Regions from separate parts of the Homo sapiens genome. Here region 2 is linked to region 1. A link is an interaction called in ENCODE POLR2A ChIA-PET data of the cell type or tissue named here. Cell type or tissue: MCF 10A. All regions are shown on one strand.

The links. ChIA-PET counts read pairs that join two places held together with the same protein. Peaks named below come from ENCODE experiments on the same cell type or tissue, not always from the same donor. Only the 100,000 strongest peaks of a DNase experiment are listed, where the experiment ranks them.
Region 2: POLR2A ChIA-PET joins it to region 1 with 6 read pairs; 2 of 35 experiments call an interaction of 5 or more read pairs at or near these places.

Annotation. Positions count from the first base shown.
Region 1 is chr19:46,064,570-46,072,569 of GRCh38, reverse strand. It overlaps a transcript of IGFL4 not described here. Among named protein-coding and RNA genes, the nearest start is that of IGFL4, 28 kb to the right of the region's middle. In MCF 10A, no CTCF peak of the experiment used is centred here; DNase peaks (open chromatin) are centred at 2,309, 2,629, 3,819 and 6,869.
Region 2 is chr19:45,951,553-45,959,552 of GRCh38, reverse strand. It overlaps NOVA2 (NOVA alternative splicing regulator 2), which reads left to right. Exons shown (of 4, transcript NM_002516.4): 3 at 5,607-5,773. Among named protein-coding and RNA genes, the nearest start is that of NOVA2, 18 kb to the left of the region's middle. RefSeq lists an enhancer at 6,071-7,018. In MCF 10A, no CTCF peak of the experiment used is centred here; DNase peaks (open chromatin) are centred at 3,392 and 6,792.

The sequences.
Region 1 (8,000 bases):
GAAACTGTGAGTGACATTAAACATATTTCAATGGCATTGGCATCTCCCTGTCATTACCTCCATTGATTAAAATCCCATGGGTATAAATGAGACAAATACTTCTTAAGACTTACCTCTCTGCTAAGCTTTGGGTGGTCTAGAATGTGCATGTGCAGACCAGTCTTCATCCAGGAACTTTGGTGGACCCCACGTGGATTTGGGGGGCTCGCACTTCTTCACTGATGCCACACCTAAGGGATTCCAGTTCCATCAAGCCATCCAGAACCTTAGTTCTGCGGAACTGCTGTGCTATACTCAGATCCTTGCTACTTGCACTTCCGTTGGGAAACTGTCCCCAGGCAGAGTCCAAATATCCAGGTGTTCACTCTGTGACTTTACTTTCAGAGATTGATATTTTATCCTGTCTTCGTTCACCACCTGAAAACAGTGGCCTCATTTGGTTCATCCAGTTTTACTGTTGTCAATAGCAGGAAAAGTAGTCTCGTTGAAGTCACTGCCCTTAATGGCTGTAAGTTGGAGAATCCTCAGCTTCATTTTTTTCTGTTTTGAGACAGGGTCTCACTCTGTAGCCCAGGCTAGAATGCAGTGGTGTCATCTCAGCTCACTGCAACCTCTGCCTTCCAAGTTCAAGCCATCCTCCCACCTCAGACTCCCGAGTAGCTGGGACTACAGGCATGTGCCACCATGCCTGGCTAATTTTTTATTTTGTAGAGATGGAGTTTCACCATGTTGCCCAGGAGTTGCTGGTCTCAAACTCCTGGACTCATGTGATCCACCTGTCTTGGCCTCTCAAAGTGTTGGGATTACGGGCGTGAGCCACCGTGCCCAACCTCCTTACCATTTTTGAAGGCTATTTTAGAAAGGTCTTTGTTGGCTGTTATTTTCTTTTACCTCTGTAAAAATATTATTCCACCACTTGAACTTATGAATTCATTCTGCTGGTGTCCATGATCAGCAGACCAGGCTTACAGTTTCAGGAGTCGTGGTTTCACACTACCTCCTGTCTAATGCAAGTCACTACTGTCTTTGTCTTACACCTCCCCATCCCCACTTCAATGAAGATTATTTATTTGGTTCCAGGACCACACCCATTTATTCGTGTGTTTATGTTTATTTGATATGAAACTTCTCCAGATCCCTGGATGGGAGAGAAGCAGAACCAACTAGTGATACTAGTGATATAAGAGGAGTACTGGAAACCAGAAAGAGGGTGGCCTTTCAGGGAAGAGTATTGTGCTTGCAGAGAGGCTGTGTCTTCTCCTTACCCCCAACATAGTCAAGGGAGAGGCAAATAAGACTTGTGTCCTCATTCAGTGCATACTGAGCCCCTGAACTTTGCTGACTTGCTGGTGTGCCGCTGGCGTGAGGGAAAGCACATTGAGGAGGTTGGCTGAGCTGATACACATAGGCAGAGAAAAAAAGAAAAAAAAAAAAACAGGATCATGTCTTTTGAGTTCCTGATTCCTGAGAGTCATGGAAGGTGAATCCCATGCAGGCAAACAAACGCCATCTTGGGATTCTAGAGAGCATCATGAATGGAGGACCGCAGGCTTGTTGGGAGCTGTACTCCACTGGGCAAATATCGCAGACCTCTGGAGAGTATGGTGCCATGCCATCACCTGGGGTCACCTGGTGATTAGGCGATTCAATTTGAGGATGATTAATTTTTCCCCCAAATACAAAACATCGACCAAGAAAAACCCTTCAAAACACTTTGCACACACCCAAAATAGAGTCCAGATGCCCTGATAAGGAGTACTTCAGGCCCACCCATGTAAGAGAGAGGGTGAAGTAGGTACTTCTGGCTCCATGAACTGCCGATGTGCCTCCATGTTTGAGAGGAGCTTTATTTTGACAAAATGTAGGACAGCTGATGAGCCTGTAGATTTGACCCTCTGATGTTGTAAGTGAGGGTGCTTCTCCTTTAAATATCTGTATGGTCATCACTTTTCACCTAAGAGGGGATTGGGCGTTTTGAGCTGGGTGATGGGTAGTTAAGTCAGCAGCTTTCTGGACTCTGCACAATCACACAACCATTAGTAACACCACCAGAAATAAAATTCCTTTTTTTTTTTAGTTATTAAAATACATTTAATGCTTGGTATTGTGAGCATGCAGAAGAAAGAAAATAAGACTACAAAATGAAATAAGGGCTAGAATTTAAAGCCAATGTAAAGGAAATGTTCTAAATTGTGCAAGTGATTAACAGCCAGATGTTCCCCTATGATTCCGAACATGAGTCTCCAGTGCCAAGTTCCAGCCCGAAGTCTGTTGGACTCTCAGAGAAAATGTATAGTAACAAAAGCAGCCAAGACTTGCATGACGTCAGCTCTTATTTCTCCTTGAGTTTTTGTCCCGTGGATGTGAATCACTAAGAACACATGCATTCCTCAAGTTTTAGGAGATAAGGCAAAAAAAAAAAAATCTTAGAGATTTGCTTCAATTCGTATTTGAGCTTCATGGGATGCAAACATAGGAGACTAAAGCAGAAATGAGTATTGCTTCAGTAATCATGAGTCCACCCAGCTTAGTGAACAAAACAAGCGTTACCCTCCTAACCTTCCTGATAACAGGAATGTCTTGTTTGAAGTGTTTGGAGTCAGTGCATTTTACTGGCTGCCATTCAAAATATGTTTCAATTCTTAAAACTGAAACCCTGAACCTGTTCATTCATGTTTATTGCTTTAGTCTAATCTATTGTTTAGATTTTTCCCTATGCATATGGCTCAGAGCATCTTACACAATTTGCTTCAGAATTTTCACATCTATTGCTGTTGACTAAACACTCTAATTAAAGTGCCCAAATATGTACATACAAGAATATTTGTTGCAGAATTTTTAGGGTAAGGCTGAAATATTGCAAACAACCTACATAATTTTCAAAAAGAAGACAAATGAAATAAATTACAATTTATCCATAAAATAGAAATCTAGGCAGCCATGAGAATTATCTGTGATCTGTGGGCTTTTAGGGCTTCAAGGGGGGGATGTATGATATCTTATTTATAAGAAGGGAAAAGTGTGGCATATATGTAGACTTATATGTATTCAACTATACAGAATTTATGGAAAAATACAAACACTACATCTTAAATGCAGTTACCTTTGGGGAGGGTAGGAAGCATGATAAAAATTATCAATGCTCACCATGTAATCTTTACTTCTCAGACTGAACATTTTCATTAGAATACATTTGTTTCTTATCTGTATTATTATTTTAGGTGATATTTGAAAATTGAGTGAGAAAAGTCAGTCAGATGAGAGAGAAGAATACAGAGGGTAGGAAGAGACAGAGCAAATGACCTCAGCAACACAGAATCCAGATGGAGAGAAAATTGGGGGAAAGAGGTGGAAGATTTTGCTCATGGCATTGGCAGTGCCTGGCCTCTGAGGTGGGCTCTAGAACAAAGTCCTCCACTCCCTCTCATGTCTGGGGACATTCAACCATGTGAAAAGGTTTTCCAGGGAGGCATTTTCTCTGACCACCTGTTCTATACAGTACTGATAGGACAGCTTTCCCACGTACTGCCAGCAGCCCCGATCCAGAACTCAGCACTGCCCCTCCAGTCAGAATCAGAGGACCGAGGGGAAACATGCTCTCCTGTCCCTAATCACAAATGAAACTGTCTTTAGCATGAAGATATTCACTTGGTGAGAACTTAAGTCAACTGGACAAAGAGATGTAGGTCTCCAGTGCTCAGAGTGAATGTGTCTTTTGCAAAATCCCGAATGTGATTGCCCTGAGGCTGACATGGGGCCAGAAATGCCTGAGTCATCTCTACCTCTTCCTCTATGAAACCACATAATTGCCTCAGACTGAGCTCCCAATGCATTTAATTGTTTTGATCAAAGTCTTTCCCGGCGGTTCCTCAGAAGGAAGGATTGGGCCTGGAGGCCTACCCAGGGAGGGAGTCAGAGGCCGCCCACAGATGAACAATTCTATCTGTGTGTGCACCACCCTCCTACCAGACTTTGAAACCCTTCAACAAACAAGGGCTTTGGGATCCCCAAAATGAATCCCAAGCCCCTGGTTACAGAATCAACAAAGCGGGATGACAAATAAGGGAAAAGTTCAAATCTGGTAAACGTATCCCACAATTTGCAAGCAAAAAAATTGAGAACTATTTTTTTCAATTCCGCACACAATTAAGCATCATGTTTGCATTCAGTCTTGTTTTATGTTGGATTCCATCATGATGAGATTCGACACTCAGAGCTCGAGGTCTTTAATATCTTAATGTACCCTGTATCCCAGGACCTCAGATTACTGTCTAAGCCACTGCAAGGAAACATCAGCTCTGTCTGCCCTGGTGGGTCTTTCTTCATCTGGAGAGATAAAGAGATTGTTTAAGATTTGTGTTCAGAGACACATGGTGACACATGGTGGCGGAATTGGTTGAAGAGCATCTGTGACAAAAGGTGGAGAGATGGAGAACAGAGCAGGGTCCCCTCTTGGGAGGACCCAGTTATTGAAATTCCTTTTCTGCTGCTCTCTCCCCGCTTCAGCCTGGAGCATGGCAGGGATTCCTACCTGGATCCTTCTTTGATTATGGGGGAAGGTGCAGTCAGAGTTCACACCTGAAACCTTTTGACTCAAAGTCTTTTGATCCAAGGGACCAAAGAATGTTTGTCATCATTGCTGGAAGTGGAGCATAGGAGCAGGTGAATCCACACCTGGGTAAATGGCACTAGGGCTTACTCATGGGCTTATCCATGGAGCAGTTCTCCATGATGTCACAGATCTGGTTTCCACACCTGGGGGCTGGCTGACTGACTCTTTCCTGAGGGATAGATCAGATGTGGGTCCCAGAGAGAAACAAACCTGGCTGCCAACCTGGGGCCCTGTCAGAGCCCCATCCTGCAACCCCACAAATTCCTCCTCCATTCTGCTTGTTCATCACTCTTTCCTCACCTGAAACTCACTCTGAGCCTGAGCACACGTGGATGAGGATGCAGACAAGCCCCTGTGGGAAACGAATGGGGTCGGCAATGAGACTTATGTGCAGTCATCTGTTTCCTGCCTGGGGAATTTTCTAGGCTAGCTTTTGTTCTGGCTAAAGCTCAGCATTACTTTGGGGCTAATTCTTCTGGGATCAGGCTCATCGGGGTAGGGGCACTATTCCTGGGAGCTGGTCTTGGGCTCTCTGGAACCCAGGAAGGTGAAGGCATGCAAGGAAGCTCATAAAAGAGCCAAGATGAGAATCCAGGGAAGGGAGTGAGCTTCCTGGATGGGTGGAGGGCAAACTGGGACTGAGGTGCCACAGAGGCAATGAGGAAAACAGCGAGGGCCTGGGCTGAAAGCGGATGTCCAGATAGTAGTGTTAGGTATAGGCAAAGGTGGATATGCTGGGGCTGGGGTTGGAATTGAGATTGGGATCATCCTTACTAAAGGTTTGGCTTCTGTTTGCTGTGGCTTTGAAGCAGGCACAAGGAGAGTGGATGGGAGAGTGTCAGAGGATCTGAAATGGGGACTACGATTGAAGCTTGAAGCCCCTGTGAGCCTCTGGGAGGTTCTTTTATTGACCACAGCAAGATTGCAGAGTTCCCACTCCCAAATCTCTCCAGTGAGAACCAGATTGGACATGAGGACATGCCCTTGGCTGAAGGAGAGGAGCTGAGATGGTTTTAGGAGTACGATTGGGTGAACATAATTCATGCTTACTTGCTCTTAAATGTTTTCATTCCTCAACTTTAAATTTAAATGGTTGATATAGGTTGAATGTCCTCTCCAAATCTCATGTTGAAATATAATCACCAGTATTGGAGGTGGGGCCTGGCAGGAGGTGTTTGGGTCATGGGGAAGATCCCTCATAGCTTGGTGCTGTCCTCACAATAGTGGGTTCTTGCAAGATCTGGTCATTTAAAAATGTGTGACACTTCCTCTCAGTCTCATTCCCACTCTAGCCATGTGACATGCTTGCTCCTGCTTCACATTCTGCCATGAGTAACAGGTCACTGAGGCCTCACCAGAAGCCAACCAGATGCCAGCACCATGCTTCCTATATAGCCTGAAGAAGCATGAGCCAAATAAGCGTCTTTTCTCTGTAAATTACCTAGCCTTGGGTATTTCCTTATAGCAATGCAAAAGTGGCTTAATACACTGGTCCCTGAAGAAGTATTGGTACTTCTTTGGCTTTGAGTCTGCAGGAAAGTAGAGAGAGCTTTCATGGATGCTGGGAGTTGGGTGTTCCTAGTTATGGTTGCCAGTTTAGCAAATAAAAACATAAGAATGCCCACTTAAATTTGACATTCAGATAATTTAAACATTTTAGTATGTTTTGGGTAACACTTGGGACATACTTACACTAAATATTTCTTTGTTGCTCATCTGAAATTCAAACTTAACTAGAAGTCTTGTATTTTATCTGGCAGCTGGATTCCTTGATATATGGTGTCAAGATGTTTAAAGATCTTTGGCATCAGGCTTTCAAGAAGATGGTAGGTGCTGGCTCCCTGTGGCTTTACAAGCTCACGCTTCACCAGAAATCAAGAGAAAAAATCACCTGGCTGAGAGGGCCATGCTGAGCTAAGTTCCACTTTCAGCCTTAAGGGTCTCTCAGGGGCTACTTTGATGGGATTCTTTGGTTCTCACTTACTTTGCTTCATGGCCGTTTTGACATTCAAACCCACATACCCTCTGCCTGCTCCCAGGATTTTTTTCCAAACTCCTAGCAACTGGTTCCTGGCTGCTTCCATGGATCTTCTGACACATCACATTTTACCCTCTAGAGAGCAGCCCTGAGAAATATATCAATATAGGGCAAGAACTGGAGAGAAACAGATTCTACAGAAAATCCCCTAAGTGAGAAAGAGGCGTAATCATTGTGCTCCACATTTCTGTGGACAATATCCTGGGGCTAAGGCCCGGATTGGAATCTGACTCATTCTTTCTTGGAAAGGCTTTCAGCACATTTGCTTAATATCTGCAGAGGGATCTGTAGCAGCACCCAATAAATAAATGCCAGCCAGGCGCGGTGGCTCAGGCCTGTAATCCTAGCACTTTGGGAGGCCAAGGCAGGCAGATCACAAGGTCAAGAGATTGAGACCAGCCTGGCCAACACGTTGAAACCCCGTCTCTACTAAAAATACAAAAATTAGCTGGGCATGGTGCCATGCACCTGTATTTCCAGCTACTTGGGAGAATCACTTGAACACAGGACGCAGAGGTTGCAGTGAGTGAGATCACGCCGCTGCACTCCAGCCTGGGCGACAGAGCGAGACTCCCTCTCAAAAAAGAAAAGAAAAGAAAAGAAAAGAAAAGCTTCTGCACAGCAAAGGAAACAATCAATGAAGTGAAGAGACAACACACAGAATAAGAAAAATATTTGCAAACCCATATGATGAAAAATTAGTAAAAAAAGAAAAGAAAAGAAAAATTAGTAACCACAATACCTAAGGAGCTCAAACAACTCTATAGGAAAAAAATATAATAATCTGATCAAAAGAATCGGTGAAAGATCTGAATAGACATATATCAAAAGAAGACATACAAATGGCAAACAGGCATATGAAAAGGTGTTCAATATCATTGATCTTCAGAGAAATGCTAATCAAAACTGCAATGAGATATCATCTCACCCCAGTTAAAATGGTTTATATCCTTAAGACAGGCAATAACAAGTGCTGGCAGGGATGTGGAGAAAAGGGAACCCTCATACACTGTTGGTAGGAATGTAAATTAATGCAACCTCTGTGGAAAACGGTTTGAAGATTCCTCAAAAAACTAAAAATAGAGCTACCATATGATCCTACTGCTGGATATATACCCAAAAGAAAGGAAGTTAATATATTGAAGAGATACCTGCACTTCCATATTTGTTGTAGCACTGTTCATAATAGCCAAAATTTGGAAACAACCTAAGTATCTATGGGGTACTTACACAAAATGGAGTACTATTTAGTCATAAAAAGGAATGAGATCCTGCCATTTGCAACAACATGGATAGAACTGGCGGTCATACCAAGTGAAATAAGCCAGACACAGAAAGACAAACATCACC
Region 2 (8,000 bases), 110 kb after region 1:
ATATGGATAAGACCTCTGTTCGGAATGTTCCTCCGAGGACACTTGGTTCCTTGCTCCTGGATCACATTCTGTGCCACGAGACATGTCGTCCCCTCCCAGCCCATTGACACACCCCACAGGCCAGGCAGCTGGGAAACCCAGAAGGCGGGACAGACATTGGTCCTACCAGGTCAAACAGTATTCAGACAAGCAACAGGAGCCAGCGTCTCTCCTCAGCCCCTGGACATGTGGTCAGCCCCCATCCCCACTCCTGGCGTGCAACTTCCAGATCATACAGCATGAGCCGGCTGCTGACTCAGAGAAGCAGGACACAGCCCCCTACATCCTAGTCCTACATCCCACAGGAATGTAGGAAAATGGAAAAGCTACTGCAGGAGACAAAAAACACTTCCCTCCACTCCTGGCGTGACACCCTGTCATTCATTCATTCACTCATTCATTCAACACACATTCTCTGAGCACTTCCTCTATGCCAGCCCGGTGCCAGACAGAAATGGGGACAATAGCAGTGGCTGAAATGTCCCAGCCTTGCTTCCTTGGTTCTCACATCCCAGTCAGGGAAGCAGACGTCACACCAGTGATGACCCAGAGTGGTCAGGGCTGGGACAGGAAGTCCAGAGGTTGGTAGTTGGAGCCCAAGTGGCACAAAGGACCCAGCCCAGGGAGGTCAGGAAGAGCTTCCTGGAAGAGACGACCAGAGCAGTAGGGAAGGATGAGCGAGGTAAAGTGCAGGGAAGTGTGCCCAGGAAGACAAAATGGCATACTCGGAGGCTGCTGAGCAGTTTGGTCAATGTAGCCAAAGCAGACAGAACATGTGAGAAATGACAGTGGAGAAACTGAAAGGGCACTCTGGGCCTAGTAGGTTAGCATGCACACACACTCACACTCTCACATGCACACTCACACACAGTCTCACACGCTCACACTCACACACGCTGACACGCACACTGTCATGCTCACACACACTCATTCACACTCACACCCTCACACCCACACACACGCTTACACACAGTCACACACACTGTCACACATTGTCACACATGCTTACACACACTCACACTCATTCACACACATCCCACTCACACACACGCTTACACACACATTGTCACACGTGCTCTCACACTCATTCACACTCACACACACCCCACTCACACACATGCTCCCACACACACACACTCTCACACACACACACACACACAGCACTTGGGTGTCTACTACATGAAATAAAAACCTACCTGGCACTTAACTCCAAGAGAAGGGCAGAACACACAACCTCCCCTCCTTTGTGGTGGATCCCAAAGCCCTAGATTCAATCCATCCAGGTCATACATGGAGCAACTGAAATGCAGAAAAAGGCAAGCACCTGCGCAAGGGCCACACAGACTCCCTTGCGTCAGCCCAGATCCACCCTGAGGATTCTATTTTTTTTTTTTTTTTTTTTTGAGACGGAGTCTTGCTCTGTCACCAGGCTGGAGTGCAGTGGCGTGATCTCGGCTCACTGCAACCCCTGCCTCCTGGGTCCAAGCGAGTCCCCTGCCTCAGCCTCCCGAGTAGCTGGGACTACAGGCATGTGCCACTATGCCCAACTAATTTTTTTATTTTTATGTTTTTGTATTTTAGTAGAGACAGGGTTTCACCATATTGGCCAGGATGGTCTTGATCTCCTGACCTCGCGATCCACCCGCCTCGGCCTCCCAAAGTGCTAGGCTTGAGCCACCGCGACCGGCCACCCTAGGGATTCTAAAACACCGTCTGATGTTGAACATCTGCTTGAAGCTTTATACCCTAACTGCTGAAGAAAAGCACAGACACACACACACTTTTTATTTTGTATTTATTTATTTATATTGAGGCAGGGTCTTCCTCTGTTACCCAGGCTGGAGTGCAGTGGCACGATCGTGGCTCGCTGCAACCTCAACCTCCTGGGCTCAGGTGATTCTCCCACCTCAGCCTCCTGAGTAACTGGAACTACAGGTGTGCACCACCAGGCCCAGCTACTTTTTTTTTTTTTTTTAGACAGAGATTCGCTGTTGTTGCCCAGGCTGGAGTGCAGTGGTGAGATCTCGGCTCACTGCAACCTCCGCCTCCCAGGTTCAAGCGATTCTCCTGTCTCAGCCTCCCGAGTAGCTGGGATCACAGGCGTCCATTACCATGCCCAGCTAATTTTTTGTATTTTCAGTAGAGACAGGGTTTCACCATGTTAGCAGGCTGGTCTCGGACTCCAGACCTCAGGTGATCCACCCGCCTCGGCCTCCCAAAGTGCTGGGATTACAGGCGTGAGCCACTGCACCTGGCCTGTATATTTTTTTTTGTAGAGATGGGGTCTCGCTATATTGCCCAGGCTGAACTCCTGAGCTCAAGCCCTCCATCCACCTTGGCCTCCTAAAGTGATGGGATTGCAGGCATGAGCCACTGTGTCCCACCACACACACTTCAAAAAACATTTTTATAGTTTTATAACATACCTCTATCAACGTGCATACTCTTGAATGACTACTTAATACATTCATATTCTTTTTAATATCAAAAATACAAAAATAAAACTGTCATCATTTTATGCCTCCCTCCAAGATACACACATAGAGCTGATCACTCCATGCACCCCAAATTTAGCAGAATGCACAGACTCTGAAGCCAGACACCTGGGTTCAAATCTCTGAACATCCACTACCATCTAAGAGAACTTGAACACATCTTGAGCCCTCTCTGTGCCTCGGCGTCCTTAGCAGGGAATCAGGGACAATAATAATATTGCCTACTTCATATATTAAGTGAACACGTATGTATAAAGTGCTTTGGTCAGGTGCGATGGCTCACATCTGTAATCCCAGCACTTTGGGAGACCAAGGCGGGTGGATCACTTGAGGCCAGACTGGCCAGCATGGTGAAATCCCATCTCTACAAAAAATGCAAAACTTAGACGGGCGTGGTGGCACACGCCTGTAATCCCAGCTACTCAGGAGGCTTAGGCATGAGAATCACTTGAACTGGGAGGCAGAGGTTGCCGTGATCTGAGATCGCACCGCTGCACTCCAGCCTGGGCGACAGAATGAGACTCTTGTCTCAGGGAAAAAAAAAAAAAGTGCTTAGAATGGTGCCTGAGGCTTGGGTTGTATAAGGGTCAGCTATTATTAGACACTCTTGTGGGGCTTAACCAACCTCCCCAAAAGCCCCTGTGGGCCCCCTTGTAAAAACTACAAGGGGATGGAAGGTCAAAGACTTCCTGAGTTGGAAGGAAGCTTCACAGAGAGGCAAACCCTCGGCCAGCTCTTCCTGGGGCATCCACCTCCCCCTACCCCGCCCCCCAGTTCCCACCCCAACCCACACCCTTTCCTATTTACACCAGACGGAGGCAGACTGCAGGCTGACTCACCCTTGGCTCAGACCAAGCCATTGTTCTGGGGTGGGGAAGGGGGGGTAGTAAGAGTGAGGAACATGGCCCAAAGCGGGTGGGGGATGTCAGCTACACAAGTGACCCACAGACAGTGACGCCCAGACACATGGCGAGGCTGGCCTGCCAGACTGGGAAATGGCAATTGAGGAGTCAGGGTCGTGTCACCAGCGTGCTGCACTGAAGTGCTTGCTGGACACTGACACACACCCCAGGTATCCCAGACACACAGGTACACAGCCACACGGTGCCTGGTGCACACTCAAGACACTTTTTGTTTTTTTTCTTTTTTTTGTTTTTTTTTTGAGACGGAGTCCCGCTCTGCCGCCAGGCTGGAGTGCAGTAGCATGATCTCGGCTCACTGCAACCTCCGCCTCCCAGGTTCAAGCGATTCTCCTGTCTCAGCCTCCCGTGTAGCTGGGACTACAGGTGCGTGCCACCACGCCCAGCTAATTCTTGTATTTTTAGTAGAAACAGGGTTTCACCATGTTGCCCAGGATGGTCTCGATCTCTTGACCTCATGATCTGCCCACCTCGGCCTCCCAAAGTGCTGGGGTTTCAAGCGTGAGCCACCGCACCCGGCCACACTCAAGACCTTTTACATTCTCAGGGGCAGAATCCCCTTCAAAGAGAGAGAGACACACTCACACTCCACGCATCACACACATCCCGGCTCACCCAGGCACGCACATTCTCACACTGACCAGTCAAGTTTTCTTTGTCTCGCTGTAATTCACATGTTCAGACACACACATACACAAACACACCAGTCATCCAAAAAGTCCTACAAACTGACACCTGAGTCTACCTGTCTGTCTCTCCTTCTCAGGTTCACACACACTGGTCATAGGGTCTTTCCTGTCTCCTGTACATATGTGTATATTCACACTGGTCATCCAAATAGTCTCAGAAACATCCAGAAGTGTGTCTCTCTTTCACTTTCACAAACACACGTACACACACAAATGCAGACACATACACTGCCATCCAGTCTCAAAGTGGTATATATTCATTGTGTAGCCTCTATCCCACTTTGTGAGATTCTTTTGTTTCTTTCTCTCAAACTCTCACATACACTCAGCTCTGTCTCACAAAGAGTCTACATAACCTTCATCATCAAAGCGACACCAAAGTCTGTCCCACACACAAGGGCACGCACGAACATCTTCACCGGAATCACTGTGTCACATAGTCTGTTCATAAGGCAGTCTCTGCACTTTATCTTCTACAAACACAGATTAGGATCATCTAGCTAGTCCTGCTCAAGTACACACACACACACACACACACACACACACACACACACCACTCACCAGCCTCGCAGACACACACACTGGTCACAGTGTCACCCAGAATCTCTTTCACACACATATCCCAATACCCCCCAGTTTCTCTCTCCCCCGTGCCCCCACTCCCTAACACTCTCATGCAGAAATGAGAAGGATGCCCAGGACAGAGCCACAGCCAGTATCTGGAGAATCTCCAGGAAAGACCCTCCCTCCCCAGTTCCTTGGTCCTCACTCCTCCATGAGCAGTCTTTGACCCACCCTGCTCTCCCCTGTCCACACCCCTGCCCTCCCCCACCCCTCAGCCCTCCATCTGGTGGGTTCAGACAGGCACTCAGGCCTCTCCTCTGCCTCCCCCATCCCCCAGCTCTTCCCCCATCCTCTCCAAAAAGCCCAGAGGCCAACGCTGCAGGCTTTCAGGGGTTGCCATGACAACAGGGCCTCGTCCCTCGTCCCCCTGGGGGTGGGCTGAGGACCCGGCCAGCCAGACCGATAAGGGGGTTCCAGTTACTGTGGCAACCGTTGCAGGCCTGAGCTCTCTGCTTCCAGAAGGGGAGGGGGGCGGAGTGAGTGAATGGTTGCCAAAGCAACCAGGGAACCGCAAGAACTGAGAAGAGGCAGCTGAGCCCTGTCTCCCCTGCCCAGGGCTGCTGTGGGCATCGCAAAACATTTAAGCATCATTCTTCCATCCCTAGAGGTTGTTTTAGGGGAGGGAGATGAAGTGCAGATTATAAAACAGGATGGCACTCATTCTCCCAGCTGCCCATCATGGCCTGCCAGCCCATGCCCGCTCCCCCAGGCTCACCGTGTGATCAGTCAGGTCCACTCTCTGGACCTCAGCTTGCCTCTTCCATTAAATGGGGCCTGTCTCTCAGGAATGTTCCCATTCCTGTCTCATGAGTGTGCCCTCTCTCTCCCTTGCTCAACAGGAACCACAGAGCGGGTATGCCTAGTACAGGGCACGGCAGAGGCCTTGAATGCTGTGCACAGCTTTATTGCCGAGAAGGTCCGAGAAATCCCACAAGCGATGACCAAGCCTGAGGTGGTCAACATCCTTCAACCCCAAACCACGATGAACCCCGACAGAGCCAAGCAGGTCAGCTGGGGCAGAGACTGGGTTGCTGTAAAGCTGTTGACATTCACAAAGAAACATTCCTCCCACATCACTGCTTACTGTGAGGTTCAATGGGACAAAGCTGATAAAAATCTCATCAGTCAAAGACCACATGGTAGTGGTTAGTATTATTTTTAGGGAGTCAGCTCTAATAGAATAGAAAGGACTCCAGAACATTTAGAGTGGGCTTGATTCAGAGAGGGAGTGAAGGTCTGGGAGAATGTGGCATGATTCCCTATTGTTCGATCCTTTCTTCCTAGGATTCTCTAGTTCCTCTTCTCTCTTCCACCTCATCCCATTGTCTCTCTGAACGACCTGCCTCCCACTTCCTGCTATCACCGGAAGTGACCTCAGTGACAGTTCAGCCACATCCAGAAGAGTTTACAAATGGCCTCTCATCCTCCTTCCCTCCATAATTAACGTATGGGGGTAGAGGTGGTGTTTCATTAGCGAGAGAAGAGGTGGGTCCCTCTCCTACACAGCCCTCTCCAGGAAGGAATGGAAGGGGGAAGGCAGCGCCCCTCCGTTGCCTCAGTTACGGGGAAGCAGTGGCATAGGGGCGTGGCAGGGAGTGGCCAATCGCTTCCCGGGCCTGTCCGGTTGCCATGACGACGGCGCTCACGGGGCAGGTGGGCTCCCCTCAAAGCTGCAGGCAGCGCTGTCCGGACCCGGAAGTGCGTAAGGGAACGGAAACGCGGGGCTGGCTCCCGTTTTCTCTCCCGTCCCCACTCCCCTATGCATGCGTACTCCGTGCAATGGGGCGAGAACCCCTGGGCTGACGGGAGGGCCCCTTGCGAGGGCTCGTTAACGTCTACCTAGAGGCAAAGACAGGAGAGAGGGAGTCCGTAAAATCTGGAATTCTTGGGTCCTGTCGTTGCCCTGAGGTGGGGCAGAGCACAGGCCTGAGTTCCCCTAAGCTCATGGGGAAATGGTGGGCGGAGAAGCCTGGAGGAGAGCTGCAGGGTGGAGCGCTCCCAAAAAAGACCGCAGGGCTTGGGGCGTGTAGCGCGGACGCTGTCCTTGGTGCTGAAGCTCCTCGCTCCCCGCCAGGTTTCTCCCGAATCCCTTCCCACCAGCAGCGCACAAGTTATTCACAGTTTACAGGGAGGCGAGGGCATTGCCTCTTCCCTCCGCCTTGGTCGTGGCCACAAGGGACTCAGGGTTCATCAGGAGTTTGTGAATGTTGCAAGGAAAATGGGGTCAGCACCATCTGTGCCTGAGCCTTCTACCCCCTCCCCCTAATCCACAGGAGCTCTGAGACAGTGGAGTCGAAAGGTTATAGAACCAGGATTTATTCCCTGCCTTATTACTCGAGTGTTCCAAAGACTGAGGGAGATCATAGCTGAAAACTCAGGCTCTGGGCTCTGTTGTTTAGTTGAATCCTTCTCCGTACAGTACTTACGTCCTATGTGACCTTGAGCAAGTGACTTTGATTTCTCCAATCCTCATTTTTCTCACCTGTAAAATGAGATTCATTATGATGCCTCCTTAAGGGTGATGGTTAGTGTTCGTTGATGTTTGAAAAGCACATAGCTTATGTGTATAATGCATAGAAAGTTAGCCCCAAAAATGTTCTCTGTTGTTATTATGGGATTTTTGAGTCAGGAAACAGGTCTACTTCTTTTCTGCCTTGGACTTGCAGTGTTACTCAGAGCCCCTTTCCTTCTGTAGACCTCAGTTTCTCTTTTATTACAGTGCAGCAGCTGGGCCAAACCAGGGATTATAAATTAAATAACTAAAGTATTGAAAAAGGTAACAAAAGCCTTGAGGGTTGTTGCTCTCTGGAGAGGGTATGCCATCTTTAAAGGGAGAAGCTGCCACTCAAATCCACCGAATTATTGCACTTTGGGAACATGAACATAGTGCTACCACATCTTCCAAATTTTTCAAAAGAAGCCATAAATTTTTTAGATCAACTGACTTTAAAATGCTTTATTATTATTATTATTTAATATATATTAGTCTGAGGCAGAGTCACACTCTGTCACCCAGGCTGGAGTGCAGTGGTATGATCTAGGCTCACTGGAGCCTCGACATCCCAGGCTCAAGCGATCCTCCCACCTCAGCCCACTGAATAGCTGGGACTACAGGTGAACACGACCACGCCTGGCTAATTTTTTTTTCTTTTCTTTTTTTTTTTTTTGAAACGGAGTTTTGCTCTTGTTGCCCAGGATGGAGTACAATGGCCTGGTCTCAGCTCACTGCAACC